Linked DNA regions of Homo sapiens: region 1 is linked to region 2. The links are chromatin loops, found by intact Hi-C in ENCODE. Cell type or tissue: HepG2. All regions are shown on one strand. Each heading gives the region's core, and the rest is flanking DNA. Links, peaks and the distances in the headings are about the cores only. Region 1 overlaps SRSF4 (serine and arginine rich splicing factor 4). Region 2 overlaps MECR (mitochondrial trans-2-enoyl-CoA reductase).

Region 1 (8,326 bases), core at 252-8,251, 51 kb before region 2:
TGATCTGTCCGCCTCAGCCTCCCAAAGTGCTGGGATTACAGGCGTGAGTCACCGCGCCCCAGGCCCTTCCAAGTTTCTTTTGATTATCTTCATGGTATGTCTTTCTCTAGCCCCTTACTTTCGGTCCATGTCTGTGTACAAGTGGGTTTTTACTTTTTAAAAGTAAAACCTTCAGGCCACCATGCCCAGCTAATTTTTTGTGTTTCTAGTAGAGACGGGGTTTCACCGTGTTAGCCAGGATGGTCTTGATCTCCTGACCTCATGATCTGCCCATCTCAGCCTCCCAAAGTGTTGGGATTACAGGTTTGAGCCACCACGCCACGCCGGGTCTTGCTTATCAAAATCTACTCTAGCCAGGCACGGTGGCCCACAGCAGTAATCCCAGCGCTTTGGGAGGCCGAGGCAGGCGGATTAGCTGAGGTCAGGGTTCGAGACCAGCCTGACCAACCTGGTGAAACCCCGTCTCTACTAAAAATACAAAAAAATTAGCTGGGCATGTTGGCAGGCCTCTGTAATCCCAGCTACTTGGGAGGCTGAGGCAAGAGAATTGCTTGAATCCAGGAGGCGGAGGTTGCAGTGAGCCGAGATCCTGCCACTGCACTGCAGGCTGGGAGCGACAGAGCAAGGCTCCAACTCATAAAAACAAACAAACAAACAAAAAACAAACCCTACTCTGACAGTCTTTTATTTAGGCCATTGACATTTAGCCATGAAAGAAATAGCCTAATATTTACATTTGTTACTGTTTTCATTGTTCTTTGTTCCTCTTTTTGTCTTGCATTTTGGGGGCCAGGTGGATAATTATGGGGAGAAGGGTATGTGTAGATTTTGAGCACCCAAAAGGGTAGATTATAGTGGACTTTTGTATTTCTCTGGCTGCTTCCTATTTTTGGGAAATTTCCTATTGTGTACATTTTCACACAAACAGTGCAGTATTAATGCATCGTTTTCCACTGAGGAAATTAAATTGAGCCAACCTCCTTCTCTTCACTCTTCCGGTACTCCCAGGCAGACCTTTGAGTCTTGATCAGATGATGATGTAACAATTAAAACATACTTACAGCAGTGGGCTAGTGGCATTGTTCTGCAGCAACTTGAAGATATTTTTCTTGAAGAAAGCAGACTCTGTCCTGTAGAAATCCTGCCTTGACTTCAATCTGGGTTCAAATCTTAGCTGTTATTAACTCACTTGTAAGACTTCAAATGTCTTCCTGTAACTATCACAAATAATGACATTTTAGGAGAGAATCAGAAAAATCTAGAGATGTATCCCACATTGTCACTAGCGGTGCTACATTGATTAAATAATTTCATTTTTTTTCTTTGAGATGGAGTTTCTCTTATTGCCCAGCTGGAGTGCAATGGTGTGAACTTGGCTCACCGCAACCTCCACCTCCCGGGTTCAAGCTGTTCTCCTGTCTCAGCATCCCGAGTAGCTGGGATTACAGGCATGTGCCACCATGCCTGGCTAATTTTGTATTTCTAGTAGAGACGGGGTTTCTCCATGTTGGTCAGGCTGGTCACGAACTCCTGACCGCAGGTGATCTGCCTGCCTTGGCTTCCCAAAGTGTTGGGATTACAGGCATGAGCCACTGCACCCGGCCACTTTTTGTTTTTTTTGAGAGGGAGTTTCACTCTTGTTGCCCAAGCTGGAGTGCAATGGCGGGATTTCAGCTTACTGCAACCTCCACTTCCCGGATTCAAATGATTATCCTGCTTCAGCTTCCCGAGTAGCTGGGATTACAGGCACCCCGCACCATGCCCAGCTAATTTTTGTATTTTTAGTAGACAGGGTTTCACCATGTTGGCCAAGCTGGTCTTGAACTCCTGACCTCAGGTGATCCACCTTCCTTGGCCTCCCAAAGTGCTGAGATTACAGGCGTGAGCCACCATGCCCGACCAAATCACTTCTTTTTTTTTTTTTTTTGAGACGGAGTCTTGCTCTGTCGCCCAGGCTGGAGTGCATGATGGGTGCCATCTCAGCTCACTGCAAGCTCCGCCTTCTGGGTTCACGCCTTTCTCCTGCCTCAGCCTCCCGAGTAGCTGGGACTACAGGTGCCCGCCACCACGCCCGGCTAATTTTTTTGTATTTTTAGTGGAGACGGGGTTTCACCGTGTTAGCCAGGTTGCTCTCGATGTCTTGACCTTGTGATCCTTCCGCCTCGGCCTTCCAAAGTGCTGAGATTACAGGTGTGAGCCACCGCGCCTGGCCCCAAATCACTCCACTTCTGAGCTTTGGTCTTCATCTTTTAAAATGGGATAATGTAATGTAGATAAAAGCAACTCGCTCATAGTAGGTGCTGGTAGGCAAATGAATCAAATTTAGGGTCTTCCTTTTGGTTACCCAAGGCCTTTCATTGGACTGTGAATGGCTAAGAGGTGGCAGGAGAGTCCCTTGGAATGATTTGCTACACAGTGAGCACTGACTGATGCTCACCAAGCACTATCTGGTTCACAGGTGTTCAGTACTGAGATCATCATGGACTAATCCCTGTGACACCAGTCCTACAAGTAACACATACATTCCATGGGAGGGGAGCCTTGCTGTTCATACTTTATCCCCAGAGGCTAGAACAGTGCTTGGCCTACGCAGAAGGCACTCCAAATGTAAATATAAGGTGGGGCGGGGGGGTGGGACATCATACTAGTCTCATTTGCAATTGGGCCCAGCAATAGTGAACACAAGAAGCTGTGAAAACAAAATGAAAAATGAACATGAAAATACCCAGTGTTCTTTCTCCAGTGCACATTCAGAATTCAATAGATGAGAGTTTCCATCTTTCTTGTTGATTTATCCTCTTTTCATTCAGAATCCAACACAAAAGCATTCAAAAATTGCTGGGAAAAACATGACCAATGGTCCTGTCTGTGTACACATGGAATTTCCTTGCCACTATTAACACAGTGCTGAACTTATTTGGTTAGAATCCATGTGCCTTAAACATTTAATGCTCATGATATCGAGTTTATTAAATTTTCAATATTTTTTTTTTTTTGAGACAGAGTCTCGCTCTGTCGCCCAGGCCAGAGTGCAGTGGTGCGATCTGGGCTCACTGCAAGCTCTGCCTCCCGGGTTCACGCCATTCTCCTGCCTCAGCCTCCTGAGTAGCTGGGACTACAGGCGCCCATCACCACACCCAGCTAATTTTTTGTATTTTTAGTAGAGACGGGGTTTCACCATGTTAGCCAGGATGGTGTCTATCTCCTGACCTCCTGATCCGCCTGCCTCGGCCTCCCAAAGTGCTGGGATTACAGGTGTGAGACACCGGGCCTGGCAAGTTTATTAAATTACATAAACATGCCTGATGCGGCTGCTCACGCCTGTAATCCCAACACTTTGGGAGGCCGAGGCAGGCAGATCACCAGGTCAGGAGTTCGCGACCAGCCTGACCAACATGGTGAAACCCTGTCTCTACTAAAAGTACAAAAATTAGCCGGGCGTGCCGGGCGCGGTGGCTCATGCCTGTAATCCCAGCACTTTGGGAGGCTGAGGCGGGCAGATCACGAGGTCAAGAGATCGAGATCTGCCTGTCCAACAATGGTGAAACCCCATCTCTACTAAAAATACAAAAATTAGCTGGGCGTGGTGGCACGTGCCTGTAGTCCCAGCTACTCAGGAGGCTGACAGGAGAGTCGCTTGATCCCAGGAGGCAGAGGTTGCAGTGAGCTGAGATCGTGCCACTGCACTCCAGCCTGGTGACAGTGCCAGACTCCATCTCAAAACAAAACAAACAAAAAAAACCTGAAAGAAACAAAATGCCGCAACAAACATCCCTATCCTTATAGGGATAAAATCGGAATAATAAATTATCGTCATCACTGGAGACCAGCATGAGATCCTCTGAGGCAGTGGGAATTTTACTGGTTAGGTTCATCACCTTGTCATGATGACACGAGAATGGGCCCAGAAAAAGGTTTGGGAAACTCTCCAGAAACTGAGTGAGGTTCCTTGGTTTGGCTGCCTCGTCTGTTTCTGAAATTACACGTTTTCAAAACTCAACTAATTTCCCCTGTCATCTTCCCCATTCCTCAGATGATGCCTCATCATTCTGTGACTGCTTCCGATAGCTCCTTTGCCAGGACATTTGCCAAGTCTTGCTAATCTTGCCTCTTCTGCTCCCTCCTATCATGGCTTTGATCAAGCAGGCCCCGTATCATCTGGGGTTGCATGCCCTGAACTATTGGGTTCCCTGCATCCAATCCTTCACAATGCTGTCAGGTCTAGAAGCATAACCCTACTCCCCGCACCCTCCTATTCAAATACCTTCAATGTTACCCAGTGCTTACAGGATAAAGGTCAAATTCCTCTTCCTGGTATCCATGGCCCTCTATGACACAATCCATTTTGTTAAACTCTAACTCTCCAGTATCAAACTCCACGTTTCCTGGGCACAGTACCCTGTGCTTTCCCAACTCCATGAAAGCCATGCTCACAGGCTTTCAATAGGAATGCGTCCCACCCTACATCCCCAAAAGGTTCAGCTTAAGTGCTACCTCTGATCCCAGATGAAGTTCTGACTCTGTTCTCTGAATATCCACTTTGCCTTCATCACTAGCAACTAGATCACAAACTCCAGGAGGGCAAGAGACACTCTACTTTCGTATTTCCAATGCATTCGAAGATTTTGGTCTATAGGAAGCAACAGGACAGTTGTTTTAAGCCTAGGGACAGCCCCCAACAAATTCACAGGCAGCAGTCAAGTGAATCTCCTTTCCCAAGATTTTGCTGCAGCATGTAATGAAAGCCCTCAAGCATCCTCCCTGCTGTGATGCCCCTCAACAGTCCCTCAAGGGCTGAGACCAGATTGGAACCACTGTACTTCTGGTACCTCCTAGAGAGCTAGGCCAAACAAGCAGTGGAAGAATAATTAGGACAAAAGTTATCCAGTAGGCCAGGCGCGGTGGCTCATGTCCGTAATCCCAACACTTTGGGAGGCTGAGGTGGGCAGATCACCTCAGGTCAGGAGTTCGAGACCAGCCTGACCAATATGATGAAACCCCGTCTCTACTAAAAATACAAAAATTAGCCGGAAGTGGTGGCATGTACCTATGATCCCAACTACTTGGGAGGCTGACAGGAGAATCACTTGAACCTGGTTGGTGGAGACTGTAGTGAGCTGAGACTGCACCACTGCACTCCAGCCTGGGCAACAAGAGCAAAACTGTCTCAGGAAAAAAAAAAAAAAAAAAGTCCAGTATAGTTTTTTCCCCCTGGTTTTTGATTAGTTCAGATCTTAATGTGATGAGATCATGATACCGCAGATTCATGGCAATTTCGACAAACAGCACAGAACTCTATATTCATGAACAACTCATCTGGTAATGCTCCAAGTTTCCAAACTGATTCATTCTTCATCAGCCTGGCCATACGTTTCTTAAGAGAAAGGATGATAAATTCCTCGGAAACCTGCCTTTATTCTGTTGGTGAGAAAAATCCTTTAGGAACGTGTTGGTTCCCTAAGATGGGTGATCCCAAGGAACAAAACAGTCATTACACATGAACTTTTTTTTTTTTTTTTTTTGAGACGGAGTCTCGCTCTGTCGCCCAGGCTGGAGTACAGTGGCGTGATCTCAGCTCACTGTAACCTCCACCCCTCGGGGTTCAAGCGATTCTCCTGCCTCATTCTCCTGAGTAGCTGGGATTACTGGCGTGTACCACCATGCCTGGCTAATTTTTGTATTTTCAGTAGAGACGGGGTTTCACCATGTTGGTCAGGCTGGTCTCGAACTCCTGACATTGTGATCCGTCTGCCTAAGCCTCACAAACTGTTGGGATTACGGGCGTGAGCCACCGTGCCCGGCCTACACATGAACTTTTTATGCTAAGAAAAGACATATCAAGATATATCAGAAAGTACAACTTCAATTCAAACACCATGAAATTTTGTCAAGCAAAAATAGTCTTTATTCAAATTTAATGGAAACAGGGGTCACTATACTTTGCAAGACGGGGAAAAATAAAATTAAAAAAAATTCTTTTCTTTTCTTTTTTAATATAAAACAATATAATCACAATACCAGAATATGGAACTCTACAGTTTATTTCCTATGGGTTACTGCAGGTATCAATTTTCCTCGACTGTGCTATTCACAACTTTGTTAAGTCCAAAAATATGAAACCAAAGTGGTAGGAAACTTAAGACTTAGCACTTTCACTAAATGGCATACATCGAAGGGCATCAATTCAAGAGCAAAAATGGTTGAACTCACCATACCTACCTATGTGGTCATTCCAGCCTTAGAGCCGTCCAGGTTACTGAGCTCCCTGTAGGAAAGGCCAGGCCTGAAAGCCAAGGCGTTTTGGATATTCTACTGTGGGCCATGAGTAAAAGGGGATTTTCAAAGAGAAAATTTTTTTCAGTCGAGCAGGAAGGCCTGGTGCCAGGAGGCTTTACTGAGAGGAAGCACTTAGATTTAACAATTATAGACACACCATTAGGGGAGTTAAAAATGTACAGCAGTGACATGTTCTACTCCAATCACTTGTGCTACGGCTACCAAACATGTACAAAAGACTTCTCGGGTAGTTCCAGCTGTGGCCATAGCCAGTTAGGACCTTGAGTGGGACCTAGATCTAGATCGGGAGGGCGATCTGGAAGCAGACCTGGATCTAGACTTGGACCGAGATCGGGTTTTTGAAGCTGACTTTGATCTGGAGCGTGATTCTGATGGAAGGTTTGGTTTCGATTTGGAATTGGATCTCGACCTGGACCGGGTCTCCTGATTGGTGCCAGCATTCTCACTCTCTCCTCGACCTTCCCTCTGGCTGGATTCAGACTTGGCATGTTCCCGCTCCTTTGACACGGAGCGGGATGGAGATCTGGACTGGGAGCGGTCAGTGTCTTCCTTCTTCTTCTTCTTGCTGCTGCCCGCCTTGCTGTCTCGCTTGCTGCCTCGCTTTCTGCTCCTCTCACTCTTGCTGCGGCTGCGACTGCGACTGCGGCTCTCCTCTCTGCTTCTCTTCCTGCCCTTCCTCTTGTCCTTGCTCTTGCTGCGGCTCCTGCTCCGGCTCCTGCTGCCCCCTTTGCTCCTGCTCCGGCTCCGACTCTGGCGGAGGCTCTTCTCCTGGCTCCTGCCCCTGCTCACACTCCCTCGCTTCTCCTCCTCCACTCTCCTCTCCTGACTCCTGCTCCGACTTTTGCTCTTACTTTTATGCCTGCTAGGACTCCGGCTCTTGGGTTTCCCGACATTGTCATTGTTTTGGATCTTCTCTTCAGCTTGGTCTTTGCTCTTGCTGCGGCTCTTGCCAGCGCTATGGCTGCGGCTGCGGCTCTTTTCCTTGCTGGGGCTCCTGCTTTTCTCTTTCTTGCTCCGGCTCCGACTCTGGCTCCGGCTCCGGCTCTTGCTCCGGGAGCGGGAGCCCGACCTGAGGAGACATGGGATACTGTTTGTGTCACATGTGACTTCATGCTAATCAGGAGATAAAAAGACCAAAGGGCATACATGTGGAGTTACACCCCCCAATATAAAGCATGGCTGGCACTGGCTGAGGATTGTTTTCTGAACCCTCACAATGCCAATCAGAAGCTGGAAAAACTGGCCAGGTGCGGCGGCTCATGCCCATAATCCCAGCACTTTGAGAGGCCAAGGCAGGCGGATCGCGAGGTCAGGAGTTCAAGAGCCAGCCTGGCCAACATGGTGAAGCCCCGTCTCTACTAAAAATACCAAAAATTAGCCAGGCATGCTGGCACACGCCTGTAAACCGAGCTACTCAGGAGGCTGAGGCAGGAGAATCGCTTGAACCCGTGAGGCAGAGGTTGCAGTGAGCCGAGATCGCGCCACTGCACTCCAGATTGGGCGACAGAGCGAGACTCTGTCTTGAGGGGGGAAAAAAAAAAAAAAAAAGAAAAAGAAGCTGGAAAAGCAGGAAGACTGGTCACATGATTGAAATCCAAGTGAGGCTGGGCACAGTGGCTCATGTCTGTAATCGCAGTAGTCTGGGAGGACTATTTGAGGTCATGAGTTTAAGATTAGCCTGGGCAACATAGTGAGACCCTGTCTCTAAAAAAAATTAAAAAATTAGCTGGGTGTGGTAGTATGTGCCTGTAGTCCCAGCTACTTGGGAGGCTGAGGTGGAAGCTTGCTTGAGCCCAGTGAGGTGAGGCTGCAGTGAGCCATGACTGTACCACTGGACTCCAGCTTGGGTGACAGAGTGTCTCTTTGAAAAAAAAAAGAAAAAAAAGTGAGACAGGGTACAGGCATTCCCTGCTGACCACCTCTACTTATAACATGGAAGACATACCTGGACCGAGATCTACTCTTAGAATGACTGCTTTTGCTGCTGCCACTTCGGCTTCTGCTCTTACGGGAATGTCTGCTTCGAGAG
Region 2 (8,264 bases), core at 1-8,000:
TTTTTTTTTTGATATAGGGTCTTGCTCTGTTGCCTAGGCTGGAATGCAGTGGCATGATCATGGCTCACTGCAGTCTAGACCTCCCAGGCTCAGGTGATCCTCCCACCTCAACCTCCCGAGTAGCTGGGACTACAGGTGCACAGCACCATACCTGGCTAATGTTTGTATTTTTTGTAGAGATGGTGTTTCACCACGTTACCTAGGTTGACCTTGAACTCCTGGGCTCAAGTGATCCGCTTGCCTTGGCTTCCCAAAGTGCTGGGATTACAGGTGTGAGCCACCGCGCCAGGCCTTGGGTAATTCTTTGTTGCAGTAGACTGTTCTGTGTCCTGTGGTGGGTTTAACAGCAGCACTCACTCTGCCTGCTAGATGCCAGTAGCAACCTCCTTCATAAGCTGTGATAGCCAGAAATATCCCCAGACATTGTCAAATGTCTCCTGGGGGTAAAATTGCCTCTGGTTGAGAACCACTGGTATATTGTCTATGTCTCCAGTTAGAAGGGCAGTTCCATGAGAGTGAAGACCCCACGTCCAAGTTCCTCAGGGCCCTGATGACCTCAGCCTGGCATTCACTCTTCCATGCAGCTGATCCTCCCCAAGCCCTGGACTGGGCCGCAGGCTACCTGAGAAGCACATCAAAGCGTTTGTTCTACAGGACCCTCGTCTGTGGGCTTGTGCAGCTTGGGGCCAGGGATGGTGGCCTACTGGCCTTTGCACTGCCAGTACCCACCCAGGCTTTGCTTTCAGGGTGGTCAGAAAATGATTACTGGGGGAACACATGACAGAAAAGCAGGAAGGGGGCCTCTTGGTGCTGTGAGCTGACCAGTGCACAGTGTTGGTCCTTCTCGACAGGGATGACTTCTACTTTTTGGAAGGGAGAGTTCAGACTTTATTAGATACCTTAAGGCTGGCCCTGGGGAAAACCGTGGCTGGCTTCACCATCCTCCTAATAGGAAGAGGCAGTGAGGAGAACAGTAGTCTGGGGAAGGTGGGAGCCCCAACTGAGGGGCCTGCACCCAGCCCCTCAGATCCGCCTCCCCTCCCATGTCACTCCAGCTCTTTTGGGATGATCACATGGTGAGAATCTGCTTTGAAGATATGAAGGGCTTCATGGAGGCTTCCAAGGCAGACTGGTAGTCCTGCAGCGGGACCTGGGAGCAGGCAGGGGCTGTGAGCTGGCCTCGGCGGATGAGATCGCACAGTGTGAGGATCAGCTCCTTGAACTGGTCTGCGGGAGGTTGGAGGAAATCAGACAAGAGAACAGCAGCTGGGGCTTGGTGAGATGTGGCACGGGGCTGCCCTATGGGCAGGAGCTGGCACCAAGCTCCAATAAAGCCTTGAGAGTCCTGGCTGTGCCAAGGATAGGGTGGCTGTGGAGGCAGCCTGGTCCCTGCCTGTCTTTAGGACAGTGAGGTCAAGGTGGGGAGAGGGGAACATAGGAGCGGCTCTAGGGGCTGAGGGGCAGACAGGCAGAGACCACCCTTCAGAGTGGTGGCTAAGATGGCACAGACTCACAGAACCTGGCCACAGTGGAGACAGGAGCACTGAATGGTGGGAGGAAAAGGATGGCGGAGGCAGGGAGGCCAGAGGAGGCCCAGAGAGGGAGTGGGTATGCCTGGCACGCCAAGTGATGTGGAACAGTTGAGCTCTGCTCAGGAAATGGAGCTCTCCCTGAGAGCCCAGGACTCCCTTAGAACCCCACGACCGGACGCCACCAACATCCCCTTCCTGGGCCTGCCTCCTGCGAAGGACCCTATATGGTACAGGAAGTTGAGAAGTGAAGGCCTCGGCTGAGAAGTGTTTTTCCATAGACATAAATTCATTCAGCCTTCAAATCTAGTCATCTATACTGGCTCCTCAGTTGCCTTTAAGCGTGAGTCTTGTCTGGGTGTGGTGCCTCACGCCTGTAATCCCAGCACTCTTGGAGGCTGAGGTGGGTGGATCACTTGAGCCCAGGAGTTTGAGACCAGCCTGGGCAACATGATGAAACCCCATTTCTACTAAAAATACAAAAACTAGCTGGATGTGGTGGCGTGTGCCTGTGGTCCTAGCTACTTGGGAGGCTGAGGTGGGAGGATCACCTGAACCGAGGAGGTTGAGTCTGTAGTGATCTGTGACCACACCACTGCACTCCAGCCAGGGCAACAGAGCGATACCTTGTTTCAAAAAAAATAACCCCCCAAAACAGCAAAAAAACCCATGAGTCTGAATGCCTTAATCAGGTTTATAAGGCCTCTGTAACCTGGTCACAACCCACTCACCCAATTTTCCAGCCCCAGCTCAGATCTAGTGCTCCAGGTCGCTCGGAACCGCTTCAGTGCCTAGTTGCACGTGTGATTTTCGATATTTTCTGCCTGAAACACTGCCTTCATGCCACCACCTTCCTCCCCTTCACTTGGATAACTCCATGTTATTCTTTGTCCTGAGTTTGGAGATCCCGCTCTGGGGAGCCAGTCCTCCAGGAGATGAACAGGGAGATGATCTGTTTACATCGTGCCTCATACCTCCCTGCAGGGAGGTGACTTTGGGCACGCTACTTAACCACTCTGAACCTCAATTTCCTCCTCTGTCAAACACGGCTAACAAGAGTTTAAACTTAGGACATTTAAACTGAGGCAGAGATTAAGTAACTTGCTCAAGGTCCCACTGCTGGCTAGGCAGAACCTCTATCCAGTAGTGTGGAAGCAGAATTTGAACCCAGGCAGGCTGGCTCCAGAGTCTATTCTCTCTGTTTGGCTATCCATCTTTCCCCACTGTCAGCTCTTCAGGACGGGGGCAGTGTCTGTCTTGTTCTGCGCCCCTAAGACTAACCCAGTTTAGTCCAATAACTGTTTGCTGACTGTAGCTGGACTAAGGCTATTCTCTTTGATCCTTCTGTGGGGCTGGGGACCCAATCACCCCTCCAGGGCTCAGAATAGCTGGTCATTTCTGCTGCCATTTTTAGGCACTGCCCTCATCTGTGACTCTTGGCACTGGGCCATGCACTCACCTGGACTGTGATCCTTCTTCCACTGGGACAACCAAAAGCCTCGAAGTTTGAGATCCTTAAAAATGAGCAGGCTCTGCAGACACAGGAAGGACATGCTGGGCTCTGAGGGCAAGAACTTCAGGTACCGCTTAAGGGTACAGACTCCCCTCCAGGAACGGGGCATTGCCTAAGCTTAGACAGCTGTCGTGCCAGGGGATGTGGCCTGGCTGAGGTGTCTGGCCCGGCTCCAGGCATGCCTCCCTCTGCACCCAGCTTACCACAGAGGCTACGACGGGCTGCTTGGCCATCCCCCCATAGGTTACCATGGTTCCTCCACGCCTGAAAAGTCCAAAGAGAACAAAGAGTGGATGCAAGGCAGAGACAGAGCCCTTCCTGAACCTGCCATGGCGCTTCTACTCCAACCCTGGTTCCTTTATAAACCCTGCTCTCAGAATCTCTGGGAAAGGTTGAAAAATACAGATTCCAGCTGGGAGCAGTGGCTCATGCCTATAATCCCAGCACTTTGGGAGGCTGAGGCAGGTGGATCACTTGAGCCCAGGAGTTCAAGACCAGCTTGGGCAACAAAAGGAGACCCCATCTCTACAAAAAAAGTACAGAAAATTAGCTGGGCAAGGCGGCATGCCTGTAGTCCCAGCTTCTCAGGAGGCTGAGGTGGGAGAATCACCTGAGGCCATGAAATTGAGGTTGCAGTGAGCCCTGATCGCACTACTGCACTCCAGTCTGGGCAACAGAGTGAGACCCTGTCTCAGAAAATAAATGAATGAATGAATAAATAAATGCATGCTGGGGATGGCAGCTCACACCTGTAATACCAGCACTTTGGGAGGCCAAGGTGAGAGGATTGCCTGAGCCCAGGAGTTTGAGACCAGCCTGGGCAACATAGTGAGACCCTGTGTCTATAAATAATAATAAAAAAAAATTAGCTGGGCACGGTGATACATGCCTGTGGCCCCACTCAGGAGGCTGAGGTGGGAAGATCACTTGAGCCTGGGAGGTTGAGGCTGCAGTGAGCTGAGATTGCACTGCTGCATTCCAGCCTAGGCAACACAGTGAGACCATCTCAACACAAAACAAAACAACCAAGAAACCAGATTCCTAGGTCCAATCCCAGACTCAATGAATCAGGAGACGAGAATGTATATTAAACACACACACACACCCGCTCTGGATGACTTGTATGTTTAGCCAGGATTGGGAATCCACTGATCTAACCCATCCAGTCAGGCTTTGATTAAGTGCTGAAAAGAAACATGCTCTCCCCAGATGAGCTCGAGGCCTGAGTTCAGCCTTGGCTCTGCTCTCACTTACAGGTGTCCGACCTAGGGTGATGCAGTGAAAATGGCCCAGACCTCATCTCTTCATCTGCCAGTGCTCATTCTAAGAATCAACGTGAGGAAACAGCTCTACAGATAAGGAATGATGTGGACGGTGCAGGGAACAATGACAAGCATCTTCTCACTGCAGGAGGTGCCTTCTCAGTACCTGCTGTCTGACACCCACACCCCCATGTCAGCTGACATACAGGATTGAGGCTAACATAATTTTTAAGTGAATAAGCCTGGAGTTCACTTGACTTAACCTATGTTCACCTCCCCACTCCCTGGCTCTTCTAGGAGTCTGTTGATTAAGGATGACCTCAGGCACATTTGGGGACAACACAAGGTAGACTTTCAAAACTACCAAATGGAAGGAGCTGCTGTCCTAGGGCAGGTACTTCTGTCCCTGAGGCTGCTGGGTAGTTTGGTCTTAAGTGCCCCTTGACTGCCACCTGCTGTAGAAAGTAGCTCCTGGGAGCCAAGCCCTCTCTCTTCTGTATCCCTGCTGCACTTCATCTAATCAGACTAGCTGACACTTACCAGGCTTCTACTATGTGCCAGGCACAGTTCTAAGCATTTTGCATGCACTGCCTCAGGGAATCCTCGTAACAACCTTGTTTTAGAGATGAGAAAGCTGAAGTCCATCCGTCATTTGTACAGCAATTTGTATATCGCCCAGTGTCCTTTAGACCAGCGGTCCCTAACCTTGTTGGCACCAGGACCGGTTTCATGGAAGACAATTTTTCCATGGACTGGAGTGGGGGAGATGGTTTTGGGATGAAACTGTTCCGCCTCAGATTCTCAGGCATTAGATTCTCATAAGGAGCATGGGACCTAGATCCCTTCCCTGCGTGCTTCACAATAGGGTTCACATGCCCATGAGAATCGAATGCTGCCACTGATCTGTCAGGAGGCGGAGCTCAGGTGGCCATGCTCGCTCACCCACCGCTCACCTCCTGCTGCGTGACCTGGTTCCTAACAGGCCACGAACTGGTACTGGTCTGCGGCCTGGGGGCTGGGGACCCGTGTTAGACCACCCTTCAGAGGCAGAGGGTTTATATAACCCCCATTTTACAGATGAAGAGACGGAGGCCTGGATTGTTTTTCACGTATTGCCTAACTTTCCACAGGCCCACAGCTAGTAAGTCACAGAGCAGGGGCTTGAACCCAGCCATTCTGGCTCCAGTGCCTACACCCGTAACAACGCTTCCCCCTGCAATGACATTGGGATTGAGGTCTGCCGCAGGGGTTGTCTGTCAGGTATAGGGCTGAAGCGGTGTGCTCAAATGTGGGGTCAAGCCTGGCTCTCCTGCTGCCTAGACTTTGGGACAGGTACTTGACCTCTTTGGGCCTTGTTTTTTTTTGTTTGTTTGTTTTTGAGACACACTGTTTCTCTGAAGCCCAGGCTGGAGTGCAATGGCACGATCTTGGCTCACTGCAACCTCTACCTCCTGGGTTCAAGCAATTCTCCTGCCTTAGCCTCCCAAGTAGCTGGGATTACAGGCACCCACGACCATGCCTGGCTAATTTTTGTATTTTTAGTAGAGACGAGGTTTCACCATGTTGGCCAGGATGGTCTCGAATTTTTGACCTCAGGTGATCCACTTGCCTCGGCCTCCCAAAGTGCTAGGTTTACAGGCATGAGCCACTGCGCCCGGCCTGGGCCTCATTGTTTAAAAGTATAAAACAGAGGTTAGAACTGCACCCCCTGTCTAGGTGGTTGTGGGAAGGGTAAGTCAAGCGCTGCACACAGTCTGGTGCATGGTGAATACTCACCACAGTGCTCTGGCCACGTGACTCACCTGCTCATCAAGCCTGTGAATTCTCAGAGGGCACATCAGTGTCGCAGCCCTCTCTGTACCTGGTAGCTAGTAAGTGCTCAGCAAGTATGCGCTAGCTGAATCCGTACTATTGAGGGGGTTCCTGCTTTAATTAGGAAGTGTCTTTTTACACACACTCTAGCTCAAGAAGCTTTTATTTTTATTTTTTGAGACGGAGTCTCCCTCTGTCGCCCAGGCTGGAGTGCAGTGGCGCAATCTCGGCCCACCGCAAGCTCTGCCTCCGGGGTTCACGCCATTCTCCTGCCTCAGACTCCTGAGCAGCTGGGACTACAGGTGCCCGCCACCACACCTGGCTAATTTTTTGTATTTTTAGTAGACACGGGGTTTCACCGTGTTAGCCAGGATGGTCTCGATCTCCTGATCTCGTGATCTGCCCGCCTCAGCCTCCCAAAGTGCTGGGATTATAGGCTTGAGCCACTGCGCCCGGCCTAGAAGCTTATATTAAGGGAAAGAAGAATGGAAGGACATGCATTAATATTGTCAACAGGGCTTATCCCCCTTGGTAGTGGGGTGATAGGTAACTTTTTTTTTTCTTTTTTGAGATGGAATCTCCCTTTGTCACCCAGGCTGGAGTAGAGTGGTGTGATCTCGGCTCACTGCAACCTCCACCTCCTGGATTCAAATGATTCTCGTGACTCAGCCTCCCAAGTAGCTGGGATTACAGGTGCCTGCCACCACACCTGGCTAGTCTTTTTGTATTTTTAGTAGAGATGGAGTTTTGCCATGTTGGCCAGGCTGGTCTTAAACTCCTGGCCTCAAGTGATCTGCCTGTCTTGTTGGGATTACAAGCATGAACCACTATGCCTGGCCAGGTAACTTAAAAAAAAAATTAATTTTTTTTTTTGTAGTGATGGGGTCTCACTATGTTACCCAGGCTGGTCTCGAACTCCTGGCCTCAAGTGATGCTTCCTCCTTGGCCTCCCAAATTACTGGGATTATAGGCATGAGCCACAGTGCCCAGCCAACAGGAAACTTTTATGCTTAAGTTTTCCTTTGCACTTTTACATGTTTTCAAAATGTTTTGTAATAAGCATAATGTTACCTTTAAAATTAGAATCTATTTTAAAAGCTAATACAAATTTTGAAAGGTTAAATAAGTTAGGACTAAGTGACTTTTTCAGACATCCCTAGGTTATAAATCCTTGACTATTCCTCTATGGCAGGCAGCTTAGCAGTCTACTTCTGGGGTCCCTTGGAAAAATAAAGCTGGATAGGCCAAAATTTTGGTCATCTGCAAAGGGGAAGGCTGAGAAACCAGTGCCCAAATAGCTGGATGACTTTGGTCCTAGTTTCCACTCAACATTGTGCTGACCTGGACTTGGCTCGAACTGGCGATGGGACTCAGTCACTTGATGGTCCTCCCAGCTAAAGACCTGGAGAGCTCTGGCGAGCTGGACCTGCAGGCCCAAGGGACTTACGCTAACTGCCGCAGCAGCTCTGTGGAGCTTTTCCCACCAACACAGTTGAGAGCAAGCCGTGGCTGGGGCATGTCCTGGAAAACAACAAAAGTGCAGTGAGGGAGCATCCCCGCTCTACATATGGGGTCTGAAGCTTGCCCAAGTGCTGTGTTAAAAGGAGGGAGTAAATGAGATGTTTATGCCTTTGTTTGCGTGCACGTACTTATGTATATGTGTGTGTGTTTATGCCTTTGAACTCACCTTTTTCTCTGCTTAGGAAGTGTCTTTTCTTTCTTTTTTCTTTTTCTTTCTAAGACAGGGTCTCGCTCTGTTACCCAGGCTGGAGTGCAGTGGTGCAATCATGGCTCACTGCTACCTTACCCTCCTGGGCTCAAGCAATCCTCCCACCTCAGCCTCCCAAGTAGCTGGGACTGCAGATGAGTATCATGATGACCAGATAATTAAAAAAAAATGTTTTTTTGTAGAGACAGAGGTCTCACTATGTTGCTCAGGCTAGTCTCAAACTCTCAGACTCAAGCAATCCGCCTGCCTTGGCCTCCCGAAGTGCTGGGATTACAGGCATGAGTCACCTCATCCAGCCAAGAAGGGCCTTTTCTGTAGCAACTTAATCCTGTTGTCCATTTTAGGACCTGGCAGAACTCATCTTCTCTGGGAAAGAATAGGCAAAGGGCATCTGCATGCAGTTTGGTGGGTTTCAGCTC

Evidence for each region. Peaks named below come from ENCODE experiments on the same cell type or tissue, not always from the same donor. Only the 100,000 strongest peaks of a DNase experiment are listed, where the experiment ranks them.
Region 1: it touches region 2 in a loop (10-fold over the local background); 5 of 110 quality-filtered maps call a loop at or near these places.

Annotation. Positions count from the first base shown.
Region 1 is chr1:29,141,861-29,150,186 of GRCh38, forward strand. It overlaps SRSF4 (serine and arginine rich splicing factor 4), which reads right to left. Exons shown (of 6, transcript NM_005626.5): 5 at 8,243-8,326; 6 at 5,883-7,366. The coding sequence ends at 6,550. Among named protein-coding and RNA genes, the nearest start is that of TMEM200B, 22 kb to the left of the region's middle. In HepG2, for the core only: no CTCF peak of the experiment used is centred there; a DNase peak (open chromatin) is centred at 4,321.
Region 2 is chr1:29,192,953-29,201,216 of GRCh38, forward strand. It overlaps MECR (mitochondrial trans-2-enoyl-CoA reductase), which reads right to left. Exons shown (of 10, transcript NM_016011.5): 7 at 7,564-7,637; 8 at 3,246-3,306; 9 at 2,989-3,061; 10 at 1-1,227. The coding sequence ends at 1,070. Among named protein-coding and RNA genes, the nearest start is that of SRSF4, 15 kb to the left of the region's middle. RefSeq lists an enhancer at 5,325-5,825. In HepG2, for the core only: a CTCF peak has its summit at 4,751 (motif pointing left); a DNase peak (open chromatin) is centred at 4,749.